Linked DNA regions of Homo sapiens: all the other regions are linked to region 1. Evidence: chromatin loops called from intact Hi-C (ENCODE). Cell type or tissue: Calu3. All regions are shown on one strand.

What was found. A loop is a pair of places that touch in the nucleus more often than their neighbours do. Peaks named below come from ENCODE experiments on the same cell type or tissue, not always from the same donor. Only the 100,000 strongest peaks of a DNase experiment are listed, where the experiment ranks them.
Region 2: a loop joins it to region 1, with 14 times the contacts of the local background. A loop is called at or near these places in 23 of 110 quality-filtered maps.
Region 3: a loop joins it to region 1, with 5 times the contacts of the local background. A loop is called at or near these places in 94 of 110 quality-filtered maps.
Region 4: it touches region 1 in a loop (15-fold over the local background); 88 of 110 quality-filtered maps call a loop at or near these places.
Region 5: a loop joins it to region 1, with 14 times the contacts of the local background. A loop is called at or near these places in 69 of 110 quality-filtered maps.
Region 6: it touches region 1 in a loop (10-fold over the local background); 7 of 110 quality-filtered maps call a loop at or near these places.
Region 7: it touches region 1 in a loop (5-fold over the local background); 59 of 110 quality-filtered maps call a loop at or near these places.

Annotation. Positions count from the first base shown.
Region 1 is chr2:176,124,948-176,128,947 of GRCh38, reverse strand. It overlaps LOC100129455 (a long non-coding RNA gene), which reads left to right. Exons shown (of 1, transcript NR_187615.1): 1 at 1-1,123. Among named protein-coding and RNA genes, the nearest start is that of HOXD8, 2.8 kb to the left of the region's middle. In Calu3, a CTCF peak has its summit at 1,718 (motif pointing left); a DNase peak (open chromatin) is centred at 1,737.
Region 2 is chr2:177,162,657-177,166,656 of GRCh38, reverse strand. It overlaps LOC105373760 (a long non-coding RNA gene), which reads left to right and starts at 1,147. Exons shown (of 6, transcript XR_001739795.1): 1 at 1,147-2,309. In Calu3, a CTCF peak has its summit at 1,916 (motif pointing left); DNase peaks (open chromatin) are centred at 1,306 and 1,916.
Region 3 is chr2:176,636,809-176,640,808 of GRCh38, reverse strand. It overlaps LINC01116 (long intergenic non-protein coding RNA 1116), which reads left to right and starts at 3,200. Exons shown (of 5, transcript NR_188023.1): 1 at 3,200-3,347. LINC01117 (long intergenic non-protein coding RNA 1117) reads right to left here and starts at 3,055. Exons shown (of 4, transcript NR_110599.1): 1 at 2,801-3,055; 2 at 1,236-1,318. RefSeq lists an enhancer at 1,866-2,380 and a silencer at 2,541-2,590. In Calu3, a CTCF peak has its summit at 2,480 (motif pointing right); DNase peaks (open chromatin) are centred at 2,508, 2,768 and 3,118.
Region 4 is chr2:177,146,618-177,150,617 of GRCh38, reverse strand. All of the region lies in intron 1 of LOC105373760 (a long non-coding RNA gene), which reads left to right. Among named protein-coding and RNA genes, the nearest start is that of MIR4444-1, 64 kb to the left of the region's middle. RefSeq lists an enhancer at 1,520-2,243. In Calu3, CTCF peaks have their summits at 1,514 (motif pointing right) and 3,292; a DNase peak (open chromatin) is centred at 1,537.
Region 5 is chr2:176,813,257-176,817,256 of GRCh38, reverse strand. No RefSeq gene overlaps it. Among named protein-coding and RNA genes, the nearest start is that of LINC01117, 180 kb to the right of the region's middle. In Calu3, CTCF peaks have their summits at 2,115 and 2,329 (motif pointing right); no DNase peak of the experiment used is centred here.
Region 6 is chr2:177,762,289-177,766,288 of GRCh38, reverse strand. The region is part of intron 10 of PDE11A (phosphodiesterase 11A); the gene reads left to right. Among named protein-coding and RNA genes, the nearest start is that of PDE11A-AS1, 91 kb to the right of the region's middle. RefSeq lists a silencer at 2,254-2,548. In Calu3, a CTCF peak has its summit at 2,400 (motif pointing right); a DNase peak (open chromatin) is centred at 2,438.
Region 7 is chr2:176,650,382-176,654,381 of GRCh38, reverse strand. All of the region lies in intron 2 of LINC01117 (long intergenic non-protein coding RNA 1117), which reads right to left. Among named protein-coding and RNA genes, the nearest start is that of LINC01117, 15 kb to the right of the region's middle. In Calu3, CTCF peaks have their summits at 346 (motif pointing right) and 1,864 (motif pointing right); DNase peaks (open chromatin) are centred at 331 and 1,851.

The sequences.
Region 1 (4,000 bases):
ACCAGGGCCGGCTGCGGTTCCCGGAGGAGTGCGGAGGGCAGACGACCGCAAGTTCCCCCCAGGAGCCTCCCAGCCGGCGTTCAGATCGCGCCGGTTCCAGGCAGCTGCAGGCGGCCCATCTTATGCTAACGATCCTACTTCCTCCGCCAAGCCTGTGAAATTACTGCCGAGAGAGCGCGCAGGCCTCAAAGTTACGAATTTTTCCCAAAGCAGAGAAAGAGAAGGCTCAGCCTAGTTTGTGAGCAGAGATGAAGAAAAGTTGCCCGAGTCATGTGGCCCAGTCGAGTGTGAATCGACAAAATATTCCCGATTTTAGCAGCTCTCTCCAAAGCTGTCTGGCTTTACCCTACCAACCGCCTCCCCACACACTTCCTTTCCCTCTCTGCTCCCGTTTCAATGTCCAATAAATGCAATGGTTCTCTGTTGTGTGTGTGTGTTTTCCCCTCTCCTGCTCGGCCTTTCTCGTGGGCTCTTTGGGTGACTGAGCCCCGTTTCCTTCGGGATAGGTACAATGTCGTGAGGGCGCCAGGCCCACAGCCTTGGAAATAGACCTCCAAGGCGCCCCTGCTCAAGCTAAACGCACCACGCCGGCTTTCCACACCAAATGCAAATTTCCGAAAACCCCAGACGGCCTCAGAGATGCTGCAGGCTGGCGAGCGATTTCAGCTACCCCTAGCTCCTTGTGGGTTGGCCCAGCCTGCGAGCGCGATCCTGACTTGTGTCCGGGTGGACTGAAATATCATTTTTACAAATGGAGAAAATGAGATCGAGATGGACAGACATAGCAAGGTGATAATGTCCGACTCAATTATTTCTACTGGGAATGACTGAAAGGTAAAGGAATCGTTAATGAATCTGGAGATGACAGAGGCATGCTTTATTTAATTTTTAAATTAGTAAGGAGTGCAGACTTGGGGTGGTGGAGAGCAAGGGTTTTTTTGTTGTTGTTGCTGTTTGTTTTTGTGGGGTTTTTTTTCTGCTGGTTATTGCCAAGTATAATGACTTTCTTTAAATCCGAAGGCGAACGAATTGATTCTGACAATTAAGGATTTGTCCTTCAATCTTGCAAATGCCCAATTAAAAGATTATTATTGTCAATAAAGCCTTGGAGCTACCTTTGTAATTGTGCCCCTTTTTTTCAGTTTGGCGTGTGTGTGTGTGTGTGTGTGTGTGTGTGTGTGTGTTTGAACCCTGGATAAATGAGTGGATTTTGGAATGGAATGGGGGGGGGGAAAATGAAAGAGCCTGGATCTCAACAATACCAGGCATCTTGTAGAACTGTGTGATTCCTCGGGGGAATAAAAGAAAAATGAACACTAGAAAATTCATTTATAGACATTCAGGCCAAATTTAGAAAACGTTACAACATTTCCTCTTGGGACAAAACAGTTTTTAACATTTATTTAAGCATTCCGTTTATAATATGAGTAGAAAAAGAGCGCGATTAACTTAGTAAGAAAAGATCTATGCTTTTTACAGCTTTCTGTTTTGATATAATACATTAATTTATCATGTTTTATAGTTTCAGCTGTGCCACAGTCCAAAGTTTCTGAAGCCATGATCGAGCCAAAATTTTATGCCCAGCAAACACAGAAATTAATAGTACACCTTGTTTATTTTTGGTTAAAATTATCCTAATTTCGGATTAAAAATAAGATTGTTAATATTTTTAATCAAAACCTTTCTCCGCCGCAATTCCAGCTTTACGAGATCAGAAAGTGGAGCAACAGCGCTCTCTAGTGGCCAAATGCCACCTCCAGTCCACTGAATTTAATTTTTATTCATCTCAAACCAATTCTAATCTCGTTCTTCAATTTGGGGCTTGGACTGCTGACACTAATAATGCTTCATTCCTGTGACTGTCAACAAGTCAAGAGCAGCAAGCAGGAGCTCCTGTATGCCTAGGATATTCTAATCAGTGCTCCCAACAGCTTCCAGTAGTGTCTTTTCCAAAAGCTTCCAGCCCTTCTTTTGCCAGACACCAAAAGTCCCCATGCTGTAACCGCCCAGCTGTGCCTTTTAAAACAATTATAGGACAGGCTAGATTTAACAAAACCTACAACTTTCTAAATATCAACTGCCAAGAGGCTTTTTATTTTCCAGAGGAACCAGACACTTTGGCAACCAAGAAATTACAGAAATCAAGTATTGTTATGTTTTTGTTTTTCTCTTACAGCTGTTACTTTTAGGATTAAATCATGAATATTTGCTACTTTAACACTGTAACTTTAATGCTTTGGGGCCCACTTAGGTGGCCGATTTTGGGGGGAATCGAAGCCAAATCAAAAGCTTTTTGCTGGATCTCTGAGTGGCTGTCTGGAAAGTCCCTTTGCGCTTCTGTTTGTTGGAATTTCTATGGACAATAAATGGGATTTTAAAAATATATATCAAAAGTCATTGAACTAAGCATTCCACTAGAATTTTTTTTAAAAGCAATGACTATTCAATTGGCTTAAGTGTTTCCTGTTAGGTTAATCTTTTTACTCATCTTCAAAACTGCTTTCCTCCAGTTTAGGTGTAACAATTGTATTTTTTTATAAGTGAATAGACATAAATTTCAACAACATTTTGCTTCAAAGTTTGGAGTGGAGGGCCAGAGATTCTTGTGAATAGGCATCTAACTTCATCTTTTCCCGCGAACCACACTTCTGGGAGACTCTCACCTGGGTAAATGACCTAAGATCACTAACCACCCTATCCCCAGATAACAGGCCAATTTTTTTGTTTGTTTGTTTCTAAAGAACCAGCTAAACCGTGGTCATAGTCAAAATATTGTAAAATGCCATCTCCTTAGGCTACTTCCATTACCTGGTTCATTTCAAAAATCAGAAATTCATTCACCTCTTCCTTCCTACCTCTTTCATGTTTACTTCCTAGGTGCTCACACCTCACCTGGGGGCTCCCATGCCCCTGCCTTCTTGGTCCAACGCAGTCTTGTTTATATTTTATTGTCTAGATTTTAAGACCCAGTTTTGTCTGCATTTTTCCTTTTCTCCCACAAACACAAACATCAAAATGAGATGGTTTCAAAGCAAAGCACTGGGCCTGTCGTAAACTCATTACCTCCAGACGTCTGGCCCGCTAGATGGCTTTATGACACCTCGGCTCTTCCTGTTTTCAAAGAGCCCTAGGTACCCAGCTGGCCACAGTGGCAGGGGTGCGCAGCACCTTCTGCCGGATCTGGGCCTTCCTTGGCTTTCCCTCCCAGCCCCCCTATGCTTTTTCTTCGCGTCCCCTCTTTCATTGGGATCCCCCAAGATCTCTGCCACCGCCCCCACCTTCCACCCAGCTCAGGCCACTTGGCAGTGCTGCCTCTTTGGCCTGCAAATGCTGTGCTCACCCAAACCCTCACTTACAATGACCTTCATTTTAGCCCCTGAATGCAGCCCTCAGAGGGCCAAGCTGGGGGCTAAACATACACAGAAGCTGGGTGGGGGGAAGGGGGCGGTGAAATGGAGGTGGCTGGGGAGGAGAGCCTTGACCATTTTGATCGCTAAGGTCACTTTGGGGCTTTGGTGGGGAGGAGCAGAAGCTCACAGCCTGACCAGCTGGGACCTCCCGGAGCCAGCTAGCCCCACCGAGCTGGGACAGTTGCTCCAGAGTGTAGAGTTGGCCTTTCCCTTGTTTGGAGAGGGGTTTGGCATCTGGGGCTTCAGGAGCCCAGGGAAGGTTAGGGTGCTGTGTACCCAAGCCCCAGCCTGAAAGTGCCTGGCTTCTGGGGCCTGCTGGCTCTTCTGGGCGCTTCTGCAAGGCTAACACTGGGCCCAAGCACAGAGTTCGTGGAGGACCTTGAACCAGGCTTGGGGAGGCACCAATGTCCCCCCACAGGGTCTGTGCTGCTGCATCTGCCTACACAAAGGGATGTGAGGCAGAGAAGGCAGAGACACATCAGAGAGATCTGTCAGGTGGAAGGGCCCTGAATTTTTAACAATGTCTCACTCCCAGGGGTAGAGGAGAAATATCCTGAGTGTGATATTTTGCAGAGAGGCAGAGAAAGCAG
Region 2 (4,000 bases), 1.0 Mb before region 1:
CTGGGGCATACCCCATAAAACGTACAGTGCAATTAAATGAGCAATTTCCACTGGAAATAAAACGGGCATGTTGAGTGGAATATGAATTAAACTGCATATGACTCAGGCCTGCACTAGGCTTTAGAGAGAGATCTGCTGGTTTCAGTAGCACCTGATGCCGTCCATCTAAAGGTCAAGGCCAGTAAGTAACAAAAGAAAACTGTAGTTAGCATGAAGATTAGGGCATACCAAATTGTGGTTAATGTAGTTTCCCTGTCATGATGTCTCCTGAAAGGGACCAGCAAAATTACGACTGATAACAAAGGATTAAACCTGACCTTTCTTTACAATGCAGACACATTGAGCTTCTGCGTCATTTGCTATGCAGCATTTTTGACTTCCTCAAACTTCATTTTCACTTTCTGAATGTTCTCTCCCAGACCAAAGTCACCCAGGTGCCATAATAAAAGAATTTCTAAGGGAGATTTCAACTAGAAAACCAAAAGGCCATCAAAACAAACATTGATTTGCATTCCAGATCACTTTCTGCTCTTGTTCATTTCTGGGATCTTATTTGGAGATTAAAGGGTAATGATTCACTGATATCCTGTGGGAAAACCAGTTCAGGAGCAGCCTTTGACAAACCACATGTAGAAATCTGGCTGATACAGGGAGAAAACAAGTTTCAATCTTATTTTTAGTGTAGGGTAAAGGAAGTCCACCCAAGATAAAGCTTAGCATTCTTTCTTTGAGGAATTAGGGTAAGGGTGAAGAAAAGAAAGCTTGATATTTTTCTGCCTATGAAAGCCAGAAGAAGGCTCAGAGAAGCCCGTTCCTTCTTTTCCTCTTTTTCCAAGTGCCAGACCTCCGCAGCTCCCAGAGGAAATGAGGGCATGGGGTGGGTAATAGGGCATGTGATTTGAATGAGTATTCCCAGCCATTTAATATATTCACAAGTCAAACTATAAAGTATTTCTTTAAAAAAATTATAGTATTTCACTGAAGTTTGAATGTACTTTCTCTTGCCAAAATAATCAGAGTCTTTCATTTTTCTAATGATAAAAATGTGCTACATGTGTAGGAAAATTTCCCAAATGAAAAATAACATTTTCTATGGCAGCACATACAGTGCTTGAATTTTTCACCTTAGATTTTATTCTAGCCAGACCTAAACTCTGTCTTACTTGCATAATGATAATTCATGTCGTCAAACCAAACGCACTGTTTGCTGCTCGTTTGTCCAGGAGCCATCTTTTCCTAAAGTGAGCAATATTACGTGCATTTTGTCTGGCTGGCCGAGGGCTCCTCCCTACAGCTTCTGCAGCCATGGAAGAGTCTGGAAGGACAGTGTTCGCTTGTACAAGAAGAGGGAAGGATAGGATGAGAAAAGCAAAATCTTGGAGAGTCTGTGGTCGGAAGAAGAAAGCTGAAGCTGGTTAGGAGGAAGGAGTGTGTGAGTGAATTAGGAGCTGAAGCAGTAAAGTAGCTTTCCCTGTGACCCTGATGTGTCGGGCATTTCTGTCTTAGACTAAAAGCATAATAAAAAAGGCACTTTGTTTAGGTTAACAGAGCATTATATAACTGGAAAGTTTTACAGTTTTATATATATAGTGAATAGTTTGTAGAGGATAAAAAGACTTCCCTTTGGTTTATTATTTGGGTAAAATAAAAACCCACGAATCATTTAAGGATGCATTTCTTTTTCTTTTTTCTGCCTTTTTTTTTTTAAGACAAAAGCTTGAAGGCATAAAATGGAGTTATTTTCATCGGGATATCACCCTCGATGCTGCTGCTTTACTACATGTTCATAGTCAAAATTATTTCATGTTTCCCTTGAATAACTACGATCAGTTTGAAAACAGCTTTGTTAATTAGTAAGAGATGACGCAATATATCACTGCATCTTTAGGGCTCTGGCGCCAGCTAGTGGTAGGAGAGGGGAGCCGCCCTGTCGCTCTCAAATCTGGGAAGGCGTCGGTCTTCTCGCGTCCCCTTATCCCTCATCCTCCTCATTTTTTTTTTCCATCAGCATAATGGGGGAATCATTGCAGTGTGGCCAGAGAGGAGCAGACGAGATTATAGATGAAAGTAGAGAAAAACGGTGGGCAGGGGCAGGGAGAGGAAAGGCCAGACAAATGCAATCATTTCTCCAAAGGATTTGAGAAGAGATCATTTATTTGAAATATTCCTGCCATGTTGATGGAGCAGCTCAATCTTTTGCCAGTGAATCTTTAGCGTTTTGTTTTTCATTTGTAGATATGGTTGAACATATACTTAGGACACGTAATAACTATGGAACTTCATCACAAACACAGCACTGAGGACATGTTGTAAGTGTAAATTTGTGTTCATTTTTAAGTAGCAAATATTTCTACTGTGAAGAGGCTCTGTTACCTCCTCACACGTATGACTCTGAGATGAATAACTCTCAAATGGTTAATAAAGGAGAAACCTCTTAAGATGGTATTTGTAGATGGTACACTATGAAAAAAATACAAAATTTCCAGGCAAAAGAGACTTTATTTGGGAGGTATGAAGTAGATGTAGGTTTGGAGCCCTATCTATTCTCAAATAGAAATAGGCTGTGATGATTTGCAGGAAAACAGAAAACATACAGTATTTATTTTAAGAACAAAGAATCTTTGGCAGGCCATCTTTCTCATTTAATTAAGCCATAACTGATCTTACTAGGGTTATGGAGGGACTTCAAATGCTAATAAATAAAACCTGAAGCTGAGACATTTCTTTCACTAAACAGCTGGAGCTGTTTATAACTCTATTACTTATTGCTAAAATCAATTATTATTACTAATATTCCCGGTGGAATTTATTATGAAAACAAGCTGAAGGTTATAAAGAAGAACTTTTCTTTTTAAATGTCATTCATATATCTATATTTATGTCAGTTATAGAGAATAAGGATAATCTGAACCAAGACTCTTGTAATAATATTTTTGGAAGGTAGATCTAATTTAAGAGGAGGTTTCAGGAAGGAAGAAATTGTCATAGTCTTACCTCAGTCTAATTTATATTACTATGCTGTTGGAGAAATAACATTTAAAACCTTGTCTATGTGAGACATTAGATAGTAAAATAGCTGGTCATGGTGTTGGTGTGTGAGATTTACATAGACTACTATTTTGAGCATATTTTAAACTTTTGCTAAAGCCTGCATATTTGATATAAGAAATTCACCTAACCTTGTTATCAACCAAGTCAAAATGTTGACATTTCCCCCTTGTTTTTAATCATGTTATAACTTTTCATATGTAATAAGGCCCTGGTTAAAAATCTTAAAAATCTTCAGTTGACCTTGTCTCCTCTATGTCTCTTTTATCTGTCTTTTGATATAGAAGCCGAGCTCATACAATTAAGAGTTTCAAATCAGTACCTGAAAAGGGGTATTGTTACTGTTTTTTTTGTTTTAGAAAAAGCAAATTAACTTTAGTAAGGCTCAATCAATGACAGTGGATTAATTGAAACACGTGAATGCTAGAGTTGAATTGCCATAAAATTTTGAGAATTACAGCAAAATAAAATAATTTATACTCTTAAAACAGCTTTGTAGTATGTAAGTACCTACTTTAAGTGCTGAGTTTGTAATTAGGTCTATCTTTAAAACTGTTTAATGGTTGCCTTAAAATATTTTGATGCCTACTATAATCCTTATATAATTTTCCATATGCTACCAAGTAAATGCTTTGAAATGTCATTCCATCTTAATTTGAAATTTACTCATTAAGATTTTAAGATTTATCTTTTGAATTTAATTTCTTATTACTTTTTGATATTATAGAATTAGAAAGTAACTCTATATGGCAATGAACACATTTGAAGGAAGGAAGGGAAACATACCTGAACATATTTATAATTTTTCTCTTTAGCAATTGCTCTGATGACTTTGAAATAGTGATATCAGCAAATAAGTAGTTCATTTGATTCAAATCCTCCTTTCATTCGAAATAGTGCATAGGATTTTTGCAAAAGAAATAACCATAGGATATCATACGATGTCCCTGAA
Region 3 (4,000 bases), 510 kb before region 1:
TGCTTCTGGTGTGGCTCCTTTACTCCTGTTTTTGAAGATCGATTCTCTAGATGAAAAGATTGAGGCTTCACTCTTTTCTTTCCTTTCATCACTGAAGACTTGAGAAGGGACTGTGAAGTCGGTGTGGACACTAGTTAGCCCTCCATTAACACAGCTGTGTGCCATCAGTTACCATATTTAAGCCAATCTCTTGGAGTTTTGAATAAGAGTTAAAAACATACTTTGATGCATTAAATGGATCTGCCTTGGGGAGGTTTACTTCATAATTGAACACAATAGATTTTTAACTTGAAAGCTACTGCAGGCTTTTAAGTATTATTTAAATTGTCCCAGACACAAATTACTCATAAAATTGAACTGTCACTTCATAGCAGAATGAAAATTAATATGTTCCTCTTGATTCCTGAACTTGAGCATAAATTCCCTTATGCAAAACACTCTGGAATTTGGAGAGCTAACATCAGAACCTTTTTCTCTGCTCCGTCTCATATCTTGTGTCTCATGTGGTAAAAGGCAAAGAAAACAAGCCGTCAGTAGTAAGCAGAATGAAGGAAGAATATTTAGTCAGGGCCTAACATCACTTTCTTTCCTAGTTCTTTAACTGTTAGAGAAATAATTTGAAAAAGAGAAAGAAAAACTGACTCATATTTGCAAATAGAAAATACCAGAAAAGGAGATAAATGGCTGCCCAAATGATCTCAGGACATAATTATTTTTAAGGTAGGACTGCAGTCCTTCGTAAGCTCTTTTCAGAATCTAGGCCATCACAGACACACAGAAGACTATTAGACCAGGTGCTAAATTTTGTCCATGGTTAGCAAACGACATACAAAAAACTAAACTGCTTCCTTGAAGTTGAAATCAAAGAGCATCATGAGCAGCCTTATGTATTTCTGAATGGGAGAGAACACACGTGTGATGGAGGCAATCCAGAGAGAGGCGCGCTTCCCAGAGGCTGTTTTAAACAGTGACAGATTACAAAATCCTAATGTGATATGTTGGAACATGAAACACACACACACACTTGCTTGTGAAAAACCCTGCTGAAATCCTTAAAAGCCAAAGTTTAGAAGAACACGTGCTATGGATACACCAACAGTAATTTCAAAATCACTCTGTTTATGAGTCCATTCCTCACCTCTTTTATCACTTTGACACACTCTTTAGGAAATAACAGAGAAAGAGAAATATGAAGCTGAAGACAGAAAATTTAATTATAAAACAAAGCCACCCACCTTGCTTTCAGGGTCAGGAGGTACAATGGCCTTCTTTTGCAGCAAGAATGAACTTAACACCCGTGTGTTAAATGATCACGTATCTATTTAAAAGAAAAGGAAATGTTTTTTAAAAGAAATGAAAGCTATATTCTCAGTCCTTCCTATAGCCAAGTCTTACCAAAAAATAAAAATAAAAGCAGTGTACTGTGGCTCTCTGGCACAAGGCAGAAAGCCGAGTCCTTAAGTCACTATTCCCCGGTTTCGCAAAACAAAATAAAACCAAAAAGCAACAGCAAAAGGTGTTTGGCAGGTGGGAAAGGGCCTTAAAACACCTTGTGCCCTCCTGGGTCCCTCCCAATGCCTTCAGTGTGGGCTGTGGAAACAACACCGCTCAACACCAAAGTCACCATCGGCAGTTTAAATGCCACAAAAGTACACTTAGAAATGAGAAGAAAGTGGGGCCGGGCGCGGTGACTGACATGGATATGTACAGCCAACCCCACTGCCACTAGAACAGTCTTAAATGCCCACACAAGGAGTATAAAAAGAAAAGCACATTTTGCAATAGAATAAATTCTTTTTTTTTTTTTTTTTTTTTTTTTTTATTGAGACCGCGGAAAGTCACATGACCCTGCATGTAGCCTTTTAGGAAAGCAACCGAAATGGTAAAGCCAGGAGCCGGGGCTGCCTGCTTCCTCCTGCAGCCTTTCAGCCCGTCCTGTCGCGCGTCCACATTCTTCTGGGCGCATCTGTGGAGCTATTAAGTGGGATAATCCCTCTGGCCTTTGATACATTTCTGGACATGATTATTTCATTACTCGCAGTATATCAGTAGGATCATAATAAAAAGGACTTCTGACAACCTGCCAAGAGTTTTGTGGCCTTGTAAACACAAAAGTGCTCTAATAAAATTTTATTAAGTGTTAAAAAGTCATAAAAAGTGAAATAACATAAACTACAAAATTTACTGTCCTCAGCAAATCCTGAAAATATCTTCCACAGTAAAATTAAATTAGCATGTAATAGACAGAGAAGCAGTGTGGAGTGGATTTAAAAGAGGATCCAGGGAAAATGACACTGTAACCCAATCAGGGTCACGGGGATTTAATTCGGATTTTCCCCCTTAAATGTGGATAAATGTGCTGATTACAGACGAGAGCTCCGGGGTTACTGGAGTCTCACACATTGTCAATACTTCGGAAGAAATAATATATTGCAGATTGTAACGAGCACGGGGAGCCAGCGAAAGGCAGGGCGTCCACTAGGGCGCGCTGAGAGACCGGGAATCCCCGCAAGGGCGCCCGCGCCGCCCGCCACCCGCCGCCGCGCGCACGCCGCGCCCTCGCCCACCTCCAAATAATATTTACAGTTAGGGTTTTTTTTTTTTTTTTTTTTTTTTTTTTTGCTCTCGCCCGTGACATTTTCTCCAAATCGGAAGAAAATCAAGTGTATGTCGAGCTTTGCCGCAGGCAGCCCTTGGTCTCCGCTTTCAGATTCGGGGTCCGGGAGCGGAGCGCCCTGCCCGCGGCGGTGCTAAACTCTGGGGCCAGGGTGTGGCCCTCAGCGAGCGCCCTGGGACTGGCCGCCCCGCCGAAGGATGCCGAGGATCGGGCAAGGCCGGCGTCCGGTCTGCGCGGGGCGCGGGTGCTCTCCGAAGGCCGCGAGCCACGGGCCTCGCTGCGGGTTCAAGTGCGTCCGGGTTTGGACGTCGCGGCTCCAGGAGTGTGCTCTCTCTCCTGCCCATCCCCTCCCCGGAGTTCAGCGCATCCGGGGCCCCGGGGACCCCTCTTCCCGGCCCTCCTGGCCGCGCTGGCCCGCCCGCATGGGGCCGAGGTTCCTGGCCGACGCGCGAGGGCGCGGGCGGGTACCGGGTTCCCGTTTTTCCCAGGCCCCGATCCCCGCCCACGCACGAGGCCCCCGGCCCACGCACGAGGCGCCCACGCCCATCGTGGAGGCTCCGCCTGGAAAAGAAGTCCGACTTCCTCTCCAAGCTGCTCCGAGGGGAATGGGGAATCGGCAGGAAATGACCCGAACTGCCAGCCTGCGCCTTTGCAGCCGGCCCTCGCTTTGCTGAAGACGAGCAGCTCCCACCAAAGTCTTGCCTCCCCTTACCCCGAAAGCCCCGCTCAGGTTTGTAAAGAGGGGTGCGAGATCTGAAAAGTATTTGTCTTCTAGGGAGAGAGATGTTGGTAAGGGGCCCAGAGAAAGACGGGTCCTTTTTAGCTCATCAACGCGCCACGTCTTGCTTTGCAGCTCCAAAATGATGCCAGCGCTGCTGTCCGAAGGGTCAATATTAATGCGTTAAGTGAAATGGGAAATAAATGGACAGTGGCACATTTCGTGGCATCATTTTTACAAGGGGATGTCGAAAGTTTTAAGCTGCATTTAAGAATTAGCCACATCTTGCCTGAAAGTTAATATTTTTTGATAAACTCGTTAATAAAGCCTAGAAGAGGTAAGTTAAAGTTAGTTACCACGTAGATCCTCCAGTCTCTTGTAGAGACTTGCGCAGGTTACTAGGATGAGGACGAGTTGTATTTTTAATTTTCTAGACTAAGTGCAAAGGCATTGAGTTTTGAGGTGGCAGGGTTAATGTTCAAGGGCAAATGGAACCGCCAAGGATCTCTTGAAAAGAATTCACTTACTATTAATACTTAAGCCTGAAATAATTATAATTAATTTACAGTGGGAATTATATGCCCATGTTTTAGACTTTTTTGTTATATTAGCTATATGAAAAGGGATGTTCTTTAGTGATTAAAAGAAAAAACCACCTGTTTATT
Region 4 (4,000 bases), 1.0 Mb before region 1:
GAACTGAAAAAACAAAGAAACAGTTATTACCAGATCTCCCATTTCCCCTAGCTCTTCCACTTCATTGTTGCAATCTTAGCGAAATGCAGTCAGCTTGCATATTTTCCTGCATCGGTCCTTTGATCAGTAAAGTAATTTCTTTTCCTTCCTTTGTGCAAATCTTTTGATTATAGTAAGTTCATTCTTTAAAGACCAAACGTGGTAAAAAATATTAACAACTTGAATAATTTTAGCAACTATCTAAAATAACTTATTTTGCAGGGGATAAAACTAGAAATATTTACTTTTATAAAGTGAATCATCAAAATATAATACAACCAGTAATAAGATCATAGTGTATCATATATTTTAATAACAACATATAAGATAGACACAGTGTAGTATAGAAGTTCAGGGTATAGGCTCTGGAGTCAGAAAGACCAGGTTCAAATTTCAGTTCCACTTCTTACTGCCCATGTCAATGTGGTGAATTTCTTAACCTTCTAGAAGTAGCTTTCCTCAATTATAAAATAAGGATAATAGTAGTATCTATTTTAATAGGGCCATTGTGACCATCAAGTAAAAAACCTCAATAAATGTTAGTTGTTGTTGATATATTTAGCACATCCAAAGGGTAGAATAACCAGAGTATTTATTAACAAATCTTGTCAGAGATAGTTATCTGCTTATGTTATAGCTATTTATTCAACATTTAATAGGCTCCTCTTCTGAGGCAGAGGTTGTGGATCAGACAAAAGTACAATTTGTGGAGGTAAGACAATTAGAAAATTATGATCAAGTGGCAATGTTAAATAAAATATATTTGAAAACATAAAGTAGGAAGTGATTGCAGAATGTGGATCAATTGAAGGTACAACTTTCTAGGAATTGTATTTTGAATTTGATCTCAAACGAGGTAATAGCCACAACTTTGCCACGAAGAAAATTGAAGTTCTTTCTTCCAGAAAATGTGTGCATGTAAAGAATAGAAGGAAAAATGAGTACGACCTCTTTTGGGGGATAATAGGAATGGAAACTGTGAATGGAATGGGTGAAGAAGGGAGACATAATTGGTGGAATATTTTATAAACAGCTTTTCTTAAGACTCATATTTATTAGATGGTAGGAAAAATAAAAATTCAGTTCCATTTGGATTGGCTTACTGAATTATAAACTTATTAAGGCAAAATGTGACCAATCTGGCAGATTAAAGAAAAGTGGTAATATTTTGGCAAAATAAACTTTCTATATTTTCCTTTTCTTAATAAAGATATAAATAATAAAGCACTTTGACATTTCAGAGATTTGAAATTTATATTGAAAAACCACTCTTGAAATTCCTGTCAGTCATTTGAATCATTTGCTTCTTTTGTCATCTTCTTGTTACTTTTTTTTTTTTTTTTTTAAAGATAAGACTCCTTCCCTATTGCTTCGACTATAGTTAGTATTTTCTAGGTTGGCTGTAGGGATTGTTCCCTGAAGCTTATATACCTCACCACGCGTTGACGACTCCCCCAGGTCAATAGAATCCACTAGGTGGCGCCCAGGTCTACTGCCGCGTCTCGTCTCCGCTGGGCGCAAATCTTGGAACAGCTGTGGATGTTCGAGGAGTGGTTGGAGAGATCAATATGATCCATGTGGAGCAGCTTCCCTACCGTCTGCTCCAAAAGGCTGTAAGCCTGGTGTCCTTCAAACTGTTACTGTAATGAAATACCCGAATATGGACAATGATGGTGTGGTTTTGAGTACGAGAAAGCCTGCGGTTTTGCTTCGTGAGACTTAAAGACGAGCAGGCAGACAGGCATCCATCCAGCTGCAGTTCATAGCCGATGCCCCCGACAAGTAGCAGGCTGGCGACTGAGAAGCTCCCCAGAAGCTACCTTTAATGCCCAAAGATTGATTTAGGCAATGACACTGCAATGTACGGAAGGGGAAAAAGGGACGAGAGGAAGGTATCAAAAAGAGGGAGATTATTTCAATATTAACTTGAGTGCAGGCATAATTCGCTCTCATTTCTGGCAGGCAATTGAGCACTCTGCTTCATATGCAAAATCGAGGGTACATTCTGATGTAGATTTCAGATAGCGGGAAATGAAGGTATTTTGTTTTTCTTTTAAATTGCATTGGGCAATTTCCTTTCTTATATGAAACGCTGTAGGCTTTGTACAATTATTTTATACGTTATTACCATTCTTCTAAAAAGGGACAGCTTTTTTCTTTCCAATTTAAAGTAGTGGATAATGACTTTGGCAGCATTTTCCTGCCTTTTTCAAGTTTATGGAACCCATTCCTCATCATTAGGCTGAAGATGCAGATAAGAAAGGACGAGCCTTTTTCTGGAGCTTGTCACATCAATGTTGCTTCTTAGGTGATTAAAAAGAAAGCAGCGAGGATCTTGGAGAAAACGTCTGACAAAAGGTAATGGAAACCCAGAAACAGACGAAAACCGGTGATAGATTAGGCAAACCTTCTCTGCTAAGTGCATGTGTGCATTTCAGCTCAGGAACAAAAATAAGACCCTGTTCTACGGAGGCTCTTAAAAAACTGACCTGTGCTGGCCCCACACGCTAAGGTTTATTTGAGGCGCCCGAAGGTGATTAGATCCAGGAGGAGGCGTTTTTCTGCAGTTTAGCTTAGGAACTCAGAGCCAGCCAAATGCTTACTGCAGCTGCTTGTTGGCTGGTTCAAAGGTATAGAGCTGCTTTAATTAAAATCGGCAGGCGCGTTTTGATTTTGGTCAAAATAGATTTTGTTATTTTTAAACTTCCTGTGGAATTAAAAAAAAAGTATTTTTATTCCCTTTTCTTTTGTCCAGCATTCTTATTCCCATTTCCATCCTCTGCTATCATAATAATGGGAGGGGGTTCAGTATGGAATTCTAAAAATCTCCCCAGGTTTATCTCTTCAGGGATACGCGATGGTCCAACAAAAACATCTTTAGCACAAATGTAGCTTGGAGTATATGGAAATTGTGTAGTAGTCACAGAGGTATTTCTTAAAAATATCTTTGCTAATAATTTTGGTAGGCTAGAAGTAGATGAGTGAACATGATATTCAACTATGGAAGGTATTTTGCCTGGTGTTCAGTTGGTTTATTGTTTTGAAGGAGGGAAATTGGCATGCAATTTAATAAAGAAAGTACTTTTTCTAAAACGAAACATTTATTTCTATTTATTAAAATATGGTATTTCAATATGCAACAAAGAAAAAATGATTTCTGGTATGATACTAGAAACAAATCTGGAAGTGAAAAAAAGGATGACTAAAAAACATTGTAGTTAACAATATAAATCTCTAGAAGCAATATACTTTTCACCTCTGGGTGCCACTGTTCAACTGCTTCTCGTTTTTATGACTGTTTGAAAGCCAGATGCTTCTTGTAGATGTATTCTTAAAAGAATCTGTTAAAGAGACATTTTCTCTATCTCTAGTTATCTGCTAAATAACTTTTTTGGCACCTGGAGTAAATTCAGCATGGTTGTGATTTTCCATTTTAATTACCAAATGATGACCAAATAATATTGAAGATTGTTTATATGGGCAATTGGCTAGGTTAAAAGCCTGATTTCATCTCTTATGGAAATGAATTTTGTATTTGCCTTTCTGGTAGGCATTTAACCAGAAAAAGCCTTTAAAACACAAGGGAGTTTTAGGTTAAATTTGTTATCATTTGTAGGTATGATTTTAATTCTGCACAAATGTTTCAATACAAATAAATTTTATAAAAGAGAAGTAATGGGTAGACATTGGAAGGAATTAATCAATGAAAATATAATTTCAAGAACCTAACTTTGTTAACTGAAATATTATTTTTCACTTAATTTTAAAGCTTAATTCCTTTAGCAATTCCATGAAAAAAACCCTACAGGAATTTGTCTACATATTTTCTGAATTCTTCTCAGGTGTGATTATTTTAATAAAAATAACAATATTTGTAATTTTGCAAAATGTATGAGTAATTTTTTTTTTTTTACAAACTAGGCAGTGAATTAGTATTTTGTAACAAGAAACAAATGCACAT
Region 5 (4,000 bases), 690 kb before region 1:
TGAAAATGACTAAGAGAAGCAAGAAGCCAGAGCAATCTCCGAGGGAAGGTACTCTGAGAGCAGTGTGTAGGAGGGCGGTATTTGACTTCAGTATCTGCATAAGCCAGCTTGCAGTTCAAAGCCCTTGTTAAAGCAAACCAACCTGCTTAAAGGCTGCCGACTCACCTGCTCTGTCTCAATGCACCTCTCCCCTAACTCTCACTGACACAAATGGGTATCATTTCTCAGAGTGAAAGGAGGCTATTCCTTTCTCTTTGTCCTAGGGCTCTTTGCTTAATGCAAATAACAGGCCTCATGCACACATGCTCTACCAATCCAACACATTTTCTGTGTGTGTGTGTGTGTGTGTGTGTGTGTGTGTTTATGGAGTTACATATCGATTTTAGTACCTTCTATTGGAGTTGATGTTTTAATTGTTTTATTTGTTTTGTTTGATTTTTTCTTCTCCTCCAGCAAGCAAGAAATGGAAGAGGGCGCCTCTAAGTTCTTCCCATTCTGAGAATGTTTATTTATTTATTTATTTATTTAACTTTAAGTTCTGGGGTACATGTGCAGAATGTGTGGTTTTGTTACACAGGTGTACACGTGCCATGGTGGTTTGTTGCACCCATCAACCTATCACCTACATTAGGTATTTCTCCTAATGCTATCCCTCTCCTAGCCCCCCATCCCCCCAACAGGCCCCGGTGTGTGATGTTCCCCTCCCTGTGTCCATGTGTTCTCATTGTTCAACTCCCACTTATGAGTGAGAACATGTGGTTCTTGATTTTCTGGTCCTGTGTTAGTTTGCTGAGAATGATGGTTTCCAGCTTCAAAAAGGCAGGTGATTGAGGGAAGAAAACCTCCAACAGTTAGGGATTCTAAGGTTGAGGAACAGCCTGACACAGATGACAGTCTATCTAGTGTGGCTTCTGGGAAGTTGGTGTGCTGTCACCTGGTGTGCTCAGCATTGACATACAAGCCAATATGACATCACAGGCTTCTGTTAAATTTCCTCCTCATCATGGAGGAGAGAGATGCTTTTGAAGCATGTTCCTGTAAGTGGTTCTGTTCTAGGTACTTTGTGGTAGTAGCAGTTGTTTTCAATGTTTTATTTTTATTTTTTGAGAAAGGGTTTCACTCTGTTGTCCATGCTGGAGTGCAGTGGAGTGATCACATCTCACTGCAGCCTTGAAGTTCTGGGCTCAAGTGGTTGATCCTCCTGCCTCAGCTTCCTGAGTAGCTGGGACTACAGGTGTGCCAGGAGGATTTTTTTTTAAGTGAAAAAATTTTATCTTTGCCTTAGTTAATTTCCTGGCAGTTGAAGTGCATTTTAAAACGATAATTTCTTGGCCAGGCGCGGTGGCTCACACCTGTAATCCCAGCACTTTGGGAGGCCATAGCGGGCAGATCATGAGGTCAAGAGATCGTGACCATCCTGGTCAACATGGTGAAACCCGTCTCTACTAAAAATACAAAAGAATTAGCTGGGTGTCTAGTCCCAGCTACTTGTGAGGCTGAGGCAGGCGAATCCCCTGAACCCACAAGGCAGAGGTTGCAATGAGCTGAGATCATGCCACTGCACTCCACGCACTCCAGCCTGGTGACACAGCAAGACTCCATCGAAAAAAACAAACAACAAACAAAAATTTCTTTTGGAGGCTAATATCTCCATTGTCAAACCTTAATAAAGATCAATGTATAGTCATCTTTCTTCTCTCCTTCCTTTCCCTCCCTTCTTCCTTTTTTCTTCCCTCCTTCCTTCTTTCCTTCCCTCCCTCCCTTCTTCCTCCTTTCCTTCCTTTTTCCCTCCTTTTCCCTTTCTTTCATTTTATTTTCCTTTCTTCTTTCTGAATCCTTATTTCTCTTCAATGACTTAGAAAACATCTTAATGAACTTCTTAGAGCAATTCTGCAGCAATGAACATGTTCAGGATCACAGATGCCTTTTCTCCAGTATTTACTGGTAAAATGCAGTTCCCACTTTTGCTGTGTGTGTAGTATGCACACCATCCCATTTATGCCTGTAAAAACATCCAGGTGTGCTTAGGAGGGCCAGAGAGACCCTTGGAGAGTAGACTTACTGTAATTTTAGTAAAATTAAAAGACAAGAAGATAATAATAGGACTTAGGAATTTGCTTAGTAGATAAACAGAGTGCATTTTGCTTTACTTGGTATATAGTTTGAATTATTGACTTGCATATTGCCAAATAAAAAATATAGACAATATTGGACAACACAGAATATTTGATTATAATATAAAACATTTTATATTTTAAAATGAGATACACTTGTAATTATCTCTACAACCACTGGATGTCACTATTGCATATATCAGGCAGTTAAAAACTTCCTATCTAGAGAGAGAATCTGAAACTTATTTTAAGAGCTGTCAGTCGCCACCTTGGTGCACTACCTTTTGATGGAACATGCACTATCGTGCTAAAATGACTCTCTTCCCCATTCCATGCAGTCAGCCCAATTTTCAATTATGCCACTTTACTGGGAATTCTAATTTACACAGGATGAGATTCCTCAAACACAATTATTTTCTTCACTATATTTAAAAGGAATATGGTACTTCTATAATAGTTCTCAACATTGTGTATTAATTATAATGAGCACATTTTGGACACTAAATGGTGTGAAGTGAAAACATAACCATAAAATAAGCTCGATTTATAAAATACCCCCAACCCCTGCTAATTACTTACAACAATTTTATATCTATTTGCTCATCTGTCTTCCCAGCATCCCTGGGAGGTTACCTGCTTTACTACTTTTATGAGTCAAAGTTGACCTGTGAAGTAAATTGAATCAAGTAATTATTTGCACAGGCATTCCAGGAGTAAAGCAAAAGCAAACATTGAAAGTGTGTTCCAGACAGCTAATTCCAGTTTGCAAAAGTTACCAGTTCAGATTTTGGTAGTTCTGTGATTTTTCAATTAGTAAAAAAAAAATCCTCAATTCATGGGCCTTTTAACTCTCCTTTTAAAGATTCATTTAAAAAAAAATCTGGGCCATTTTGTGAGGCTGACGTGATAGAGAAAATAGGTCTTTTTCCAAGCTGAAAAAAGGCTGGCCCAGTTCAAGTGCTAGTTAGAGCAGGACCAGGAAAAATAATGTGGTGAAGGAATTTGAACAATGGTTTGCTTTCCCTATAGTTAGAAATGGCCAGGAGCTTCCAAAGAGCTATCCAGTTTAGTTTCTTTCCTTTTACTAAAACCCTGGAGTCGTTTTCTTCAACTTCCTCACATGCCCTTGCAGCTCTGGGGAAGCCAGAGCTGTTCTTGAAGGACTATTGGCCTAGATTTAGTGGGGGAGGGGAGATGCTCTCTGTTCTAGTGAATTATCAGAGAGCTGTGTTGCTTGCCATCTATGGGATGCTTTGATCCAAAATTTTAGTCATTGTTTCCACATTTAGGGGCTGGAATGCACATCAAAGAAGTGGGTGCACGGAATTTACTGAATGCCAAAGAAGTACAATAACATACAGAGGATATAAGCAAATCCCAGTGGTAAAATTTGCTGCCAATTCTTGCACATAATAGAGGCCCTAAAGTGACAGTCTATCTTTGACAAATGCATGATATCAATGCCAAGGGAAGGAACTAGCATGCTGAAAGGTGAATAAAAGAGTTGGAACAATTCAGTGGACTTACACATTTCCTCAGTGTGTTTTCACACAACAAGGAAAGCAGATGACACAAATGCATGAGGTAATCATAAGACAGGGCTGCAAACTCACTAGCTGTTTTAAACCAACCTGGTTCTTTCAGGATCCAGCTCTAAAGATGAGAGTAAAATGTGATTAGAAATCATTCATCTTCTGGAGGAAAAAAATGGAACAAGGAAAGTGAAAATAGCTTTCTTGTTCTGTCTTGGATAGTTCCAGATTTTAGAGCCCATATGTTGTTTGCTATAACTTCCTCGCCTCCCAGGGCCAATGCATTCGAAACGCTTCAGCTAGTGTACTTCACTGAGTAGTCTTGGAAGTTAGGGCTCATTTGTATCCATAGTC
Region 6 (4,000 bases), 1.6 Mb before region 1:
TAGATTCTCATAGGAGTGCAAACCCTATTGTGAACTGCACATGTGAGGGATCTAGGTTGCGTGCTCCTTATGAGAATCCAATGCCTGATGATATGAGGTAGAACAATTTTATTCCAAAACCATTCCCACACCCCCACCCCTCCCAGGTCCATGGAAAAATTGTCTTCCATGAAACTGGTCCCTGGCGCCAAAAAGCATGGAGACCACTGAGTTAAAGGATGGCTGAGTCCCAGTGTATTGGATTATACCCGACCAGACTAGTGATCAGTGATTCAGAGCTTAAGCCAGAGTTTGGGAAGAAACTGATTCATCCAATGCTGACAAAAATCTGGAGGTCAAATTTTACATACGTAAATATGACAGACTTCAGTTGGAACCCAAGTTGCACCACATCTGGGATGCAGAAATGTCTGGGAGACAAGCTAGTTGTAGTTATTTACATGAGAGACTAACAGGCCTTCTGAGTCAAGAACTCTTCCTCATGAAAGTTAAGGCCATGGACCTCAGTGTCTAGATGATTCCAAGTTCAGCATGTAGTTTGTACCTTGGATTTATCCCTCACCTCAGCCTCCCATGGATCCATGTTCTCAGCTCAGAACGTGAGTAAACACAGAAGGCATGAGCTTTGGTATGGTTTCAGTGCATCAAATGCTCCCGATAGAATGGGTCAGTGTGCTAACAGAAGGCAGCAGCCTAATGAAGGAAGCATCACTACGGACCCGTGGCAGGGCCCCTTCCTACCTGTGTGACCAGCAGAAGCTGATGGCATCGATGGAATCAATGCAGGCTCAGTGGTCACATTTTAAGGCAGGTAAGGTACACCCTGAGGACTCCCAAAAATAAGTAGGAGAGATGGAGACTCTGTACTATTGGAGAATGTGATATATACACCATTAATTACTCTTAGTTTGTACCATTTGTACTCAGAGATTGTGGGGCCTAAAGGAAGATTGATTTCACATAAGATAAACCTGTAGTGAATCTTTTAATAATCATTAATGCTAGGCTGATGCCATCTTACCCTTCCTCATATCTGGTCTTTCTGTTTCATACTCCTTTATGTTTTGGGATTTTCTCCCCCTATTCTAGAATGCCTTGTTAGGGAGAGTGTTGTTGTTCTGTTTTGTTCTGATAACCCTATTACTTCTGTTGGGAAAAATTTCCTTGAGGAGCATGTAGTAGTGATGGGTGGGAGAATGGGATTAGAGTGTGAAAACCTTTCTAGAAGTGTCCTTGGACTGTGCAGCCAGAATAAATAGATAAAACAACATATAATTACTCATCCAAGAATGTCAGAATTTGGGTTTATTTTTCCTGATTCTGATATATCATTTATACTTCAAGAAACAGTCTTTCTTGCAGCTTCACCTATACACAAAAAGATCACAGAACTTCCTGGAACTAATGAATTAACTATTTCAAAAGTCTGATTCAGGTTGTAGTATCAATAAATTATCCTTTATGGGTTGATTGCCCTGTGCATCTAATGAGGAAACCAGGATCTAAAAAATGGTTTTTAATCCTCATTAACATTTACTGATCTTCCATGAACTTGAAATAAGAAAGTTATATACAGAAAATTTGTGCATATTTTAGTGACTGTTTTTATCTCTGCAGCTCTGTGCTAACAGGAATAATGTATAAAGACCACATTGACAATTACATCTCCTTGAAGATGGCTGGTTTAAAGGCTTTCAATAACCTAAAGATGCCAGCTGTGATAACATAAGAAAATGAGTTTAGTACCCCAATTATATGCTCCTGTAATTTTATGGACTTTCCTTAAATTGCAATGCGGTGGACAGACCAAACAATTCTCACTATATATTGCCAGTTTACCAATTAAAATCAACTCATGGATGTTGTGGTGTTATATTGCCACCTTGTATCATCCCTTCCTTCAATTGAGCACTGCATGGGTTACGGCTGCAATCAGAGATGAACTCATTTACAGCACTGTAACTGCCTCAGTAATTAAGCACCAGTAACTCAGGTTGGGGTTTGGGTTTGGACTACCTCATACATATTTCAAGTTTTCAATGTTAATGACTAGGCCACAAATTAATATCCTAGTAAATAAAATAAAATAAAATAAAGTACCAAGAATAGGTACTCCTTGTGGCATTTATATACTGAAATAAGAATGACTGCATCAAAAATAGGATCTTATGACCTCCTTTGCAGACTGAGCAATAGGATGTGATTTACTAGGCTTAAAAAAAATTAGATTTGATAAGACACTTTAATCCATGAAATAGTGTATAATAAGAAGCTTCAGCCCTCAAGACTGCCTTTACAGCTATGCCAGGAGATGTGTCTGCCTTATGCCCTGCACTAGGGCCCCTTGCACAGCAGGCGGGTGCAGGGCTGCCCCCCTTCTCTTGGCTGGCCAAGTGCATGGAGTGCCTTTTAGTAGTTGATCCACCAGGTGGCGCTCCTTTCTCCAATTGCCACAAAGGCACTACACGCGCTAGCCACCGCCCTGTGCAATCAATTTCCGAAGCCCTGGAAGAGCCCAATTCTTGCAGCAGCCCCTTGCAGAGGCGGAGTGCACTATGCAGACAGAGGGTAACACCATGGCATTTACCCAAACTCAGGCGACACAGAGAACGCCGAAGAGGAAGAGGGGTAGACCTGAGTCCCATGGACAGCAGCGGGGTGGCAGAGGCCGGGAGCTTACTACCCACCCCATCGGTAGGGGCACCTCCAGCTCCTCCCCCTCAGGGCAGATGACCCATAGAGGCTCCTCCACAGCCGGGGATAAAGCAGGACTTCTGGGTACCAGAAAGAGGGCAGGAGCTTTGTCTTGTTTATCTACAGTCTCAGTTCTCATGGCCTTCCTGAAATGCTACCTTCTGAAATCCCAACAGTGGCTTTCCAGTGCATCTCGGGTCATTTCTAAGGTTGTTTAAAAGATTACCTCGAAGCTATATAGAAGGAATTCGTTACCTAGCCTATGCTGTCTCCTCTTCTGTGCCCGCCTTTGGAATTTAGGAAGTTGTTTTGACTTTAAATAGTATTTATGTCAAGTTTAATATCCGAGTTTTTTTTTTATCGTCAGAGAAAGTTATTGAACCTTCACCAGGAAATTGACTGCAGAGGAAACAGCTGCATCAGCACCCTAAAGGGCATCTCCTGCTCACAAGCAGCAGCCGAGCCGGGCGGCTTGCACTGCTCAGGACGCATCCATAAATATGCGGAGTGCTTCGCGTTCAAATGTCCGGCTGTCTGTATGAATTGTGTCTTAATCAAATGCCACATCAGAAAAAGGATGGTTGTACTTTGTCACTCTTGAGTATTGAAGATAGTGGCGGAGGGCGGGGGAGTGGGTGCTGAGCATGAGGGGAACCAGATCTGCAAGCCCAGGCTCGTCTTCCCTCCTGCTGAGCTAAGCGGCTAGGTATTGAGGGCCCTTCAAGGACCCGCCTGACCAAAATACATCCTGTGGTGACCCTGACCTCCCCTCACATCAACTTCAGCAGCCACTATTTGTCACTTCTTTCTATTTGAAAACAAAGCGAGGACACTCTCCCCAGAAGATCACTGTGAGCATCTCCTTTCCCTGGGAGGAAGAGCGGGCCTGGAGGATTTTCTCCCACCTTCTCCCTCCCCCATGTTAGCACAGCAGAATTCACTGCATTCCCTAAGTGTCACACGGGAAGGCGCAGGAAGTCTGAACTTGAGGCAGTGAAACAAAGGAGGGCTCATTTTTGTTTCAGAGCGCTAGGAACAAAGCGGCGACAAGTCCTGAAGGTCCAGTGGAGAGCAACAGTGTGGCCCAGTGAGATCCCTGACTCCTGAACTGTGAAGGGAACTGGAGAGGTTAAAGTCATCAGAACCTTCCAGAACACTAGCGCATCTGGGACTGTATCACTTTATCTTCTTTTTAGTTTTCCTCTAATTAGATCCATTGATAACTCTAGCTGTGACGCCAGGAAATGAAGAACACGTAGTCCCTCACTTCAGTGAGAGGGGCTTGGGTTAGCCATCACAATGGGTG
Region 7 (4,000 bases), 530 kb before region 1:
CTCTATATTTGCCTCAAAATTATGGGCAACAACTTCCAAATGGAAACGCTGAAGCTGTTGCCATTTTCCTATTATCCTCACCTATCATATGAAACATAACAATTAGCATTTTTAGCAGGATTGAAACTGCTAACACAACTTCTCTATGTCTTACACCATTAAACTTGATGAGAAATCCCTTCATGATTAACATTCATCTCGCTGTATCGTGCTTGAAGGTTAATAATATCTACCATCTCCTGAGAGAGGGGGAGGGGAGCTCATTTATCAAATGAATAGCCGAGTGAGGCAGCCAGGAAAGGAAATTCCCCCCTCAGTCCACTAGAGGGTGGCTTGGCAGAGCCAAGGGAGGACGGCCGAGACAGAGAGGCACAGACAGCTTCCTGTCTTGTTCGCCTGCACTTTAGTTGGTAAGAAGAAGCAACATTAGTATTCATTGCTTTCTATTCCTCACCCTGGGTAGGCTTTCATTTCTATTACAGACACTTTACAAATGCCAGAAGTCAGCGCTGGCTGGGCCATGGCGTGGTGAGGGAAAAAAAAACTATAGAATTAGACTGCTTAAAAGAACATCCAGTCTAATTTCTTCTAAATCAACACTGGGTGAGATAAATACATATGTATTAACAGATCCTAAGTTTAAAACTTTCATAGATCATGTAGCAGTATGTGTGCACTTCAGATATGGATGTGGAGTGAATGTTGCATGTACATTATGGGGAATTATACATAATGCATAAAGAAATGTACCTAGCCTTTAGCACACCAGCTGTTTCTGCTTATAAGCCTGAGTTATCCATGAAATGCAGTAGACATTTTGTAGTAAATATCCTACTTGGTTGACTTTTTTTAGGCCTAGTCATCTATGCTGATTTATAGAATTAGGAAGAAATATAAATTTTAGCAATGAAAGATAGAATTTTAAAATTTCCCATATCAAAACATGTTGTGTTCTGAGAAAGAAGAGATGAGGAATTAGCCTGTTTTCGTGGTCTCTACATAGGTGATAAAGCAAAAAAGAATACGTTTTTCCTATCTGTAATATTGTTCAGTGTAGCAAACCCTTTTGCTTGTTACAGTACAGCAAATGGAGTGTTTAATTTGGGATTCAATGTAGTCTAGAGTCAAGGTGCAGCAGTTTTATTACAGAAATACAATTTTATTGGAGGCTGAAGATTTAATTTCCACCTTACGTAGAGAGCCATAAACGGCATGCCTGTTTTACATTTTGCATAGTATTTGATATATGTAATTCCTGGCCTAATTTTAGAGTTTGAAAAGGTGGAAGAATCACAATACGCAGATTCAAATTCTTCAACACTTCAGCCACAGATGACATTTTAAAATGAACAATTTTCTGTTTCTTAGTCATGGATTTGAAACCCTTGCTTCCCTCCCCGGAGCTCTGCACCACATCCTTTTCAGGTCTTCCTAACTAGGTGAGCCACAAAGCCACCTAAAGGATGCCCTCGAGTCGGAACAAATGCTTTCTTTGTTTAAATCTGTCTACTAGATGGCATTCTACTAAAACCTAAGATGATCAGATGATATGGATAGTTTGTCATCAATTGTACCTAGTATCTGTTAGGGTCATCTGTTAATATCTGTTCAGATGTATGTATTTTGAATAAAATAATTTGTAAACATATTGGAATGACTGAATGTGAAAGAAATAATCAAATAATGTTAGCTGTAAGCCTATATCCACACTGGAATCCAAATTTGGAGGATTTTGTCATTCTCTTTCCTTCAAACATATTCATTTTAGGAGACATACACACACGCACACGCGTTGCTCTTCCATCTGTTTGCCTTTGCAGCATTAGTTCTCTTCATCAACATTTCATACCTCCTCTTTACCACCAGGTGGAGCCCTTTGTTTATGGACATCTGTCCATTTCCTTTTTCTCAAAGATGCTACCAGATAAATAGCTCCAGAGCTAAAATACTGTTGCAAACACGAAAATTTAACACACAGAGATAAAAAGTAAAGCTTTTCAGGCACTGGTATAATAAACCTTGCTTTGAGTCCTATTGCTACTAGATTTAATGGCTTACACATTTTGCTATTTACAACTCCTGCACACCAAACAGCAGAAAATAATATTGTTGCGTGTGCCATAAACAGTGTTGCTGCAGGTCTATTTTATGTAGTACTATCGTTTTTATAATCTCAAATGTTTGGCAACTGCAGTCAAAAAGCAAAAAAAAAAAAAATCTAACCAAATACTATATGCTGTAAGCTTCAGTTGTCTTCAGTCTTAAAAATATATACCTCGTTGAGAAGAAAATATTTTTCTTCAGACAAAAGAGAGTGGTAATTCAGCTGTAATAGACAACAATGTAAAAATCTTCTCTTAGTCAAATTCATCTCTCCTTAATTTGAGATCCAGTTAAGGGTACGTCAAAATCCATTTTAGCTTTGATTCTATTTAGGAGCTAATTAAAACTGAATATTATTAGCACAGGTATATTGTTCAATTATTTTAATATTCTTATTTTAAGAATTTAATCAAAGCTCTTCTCATGAACAAAAAGCAATAATATTTTTAAAATTGGAACCCCAATTTGCATGTGCAAATAACTGTAGAATGAGCTCACTAAACTATCTTGCCAATGACCTCGACCTTGATCTGGAAAGATCGTTTATGCACAAGTAAAACATTCACATTCTCTACGCTAACTCTGTGTTGGACCTTTTCTCAAGGTAGTTTACTTATGGCAACGTTGGAAGGTCTTTTAATAACATATGTATTTACCAACACCATTGAATTATATATTTAAATGGAATATCATTTCTGTCCATTTTTTATTTTAATCAGGATTTGCTCCCTTTGTACTTATATATGCAAAATTTTGGTTAAGCGTCTGCAAAGCAGTGAGTAGAAGAAGATTTGCGTATATGGTTTATTTAGTCAGTCTCCCAGACTGAGAAGCCTGGCTTTTCTATCGGTATACAAACTGGTTCTTCAATCAGAGGCTGAATGCGAAGGAGTCCTTATACAACAAAAAGCTGGAACCACCATTTTGCCATCCGCTCGCATACAATAAAATGGTGGCACAGAAAACAGTTAACACATTGTGCCCACGAGAGTTGTCTGAAAGTATTCAACTCTCTAATCCAGATATCAAGCTGCTTTCTAAAATACTGTTACCAAGTGGCTAGAGGTATTTGCTTATGTATATAATGCACGTGTGTGTGTGTGGTGTGCAGTGTGTGTATGAGATGCCGGAAGAAATGGATGTGTACATTTGACGAAAGGATAGAAAGAACTAGTCAAAAATTAACACTCAAGCTGAGAGTGAAAGCAAACCTATGTAAAAGCACAGGTCCTGGAAATTGCTTCTAACAGTTCGCAAAAGCTGTATAGTGAATTTGGCCTTGATAACTCCTTTCATTTTAGCATTCACTGCAAGCAACTTTGAGCTAGGAAATTTAAGGGAGTTGGTATTCTTTTTCTTTCTTTTTCTTTCCTAACGTCCTGTATAAATTAAAAGCAAGCCCACAATTGACTTTCACCTGGAAACTCCATGGTCTCGCTTAACAGAGGGGAAGGAAAACCAGGGACCAATCTTTCTTTCCTCTTTTACTTCTTCTGCTCTTATTTTTAGTCATTACAAATGCTGCCTTGGCTCTTTTAAAGTGTGAAAATTCTCATTTTTCTGCAGTGCTTCAGACTCACGCACTCCTTGGGGATACAGTGAGGAGCTAACCAACTGCACATGGGAAATGAGACCATTCGTGGTTAGAAAAACTGCAGTCTTTGGTAATTTTCCACATGGAGTAGAAGCCATAAGTGACTTTTTTCTTTTCCACATAATGACTTTACGTGAGTAGTTGGTATAGAATTGTAGGCTCAGGTTTGAACATATGAATGCACTAATGTGTTTTACAAAATTTAATTTGACTTCTATAAACATTTTCAGTATTTTCAAGTGCATAATAAATAGGTTAAAACAGGGCACCCTCCCTCTGCAATCCCCCACTTCCAGACAGAAT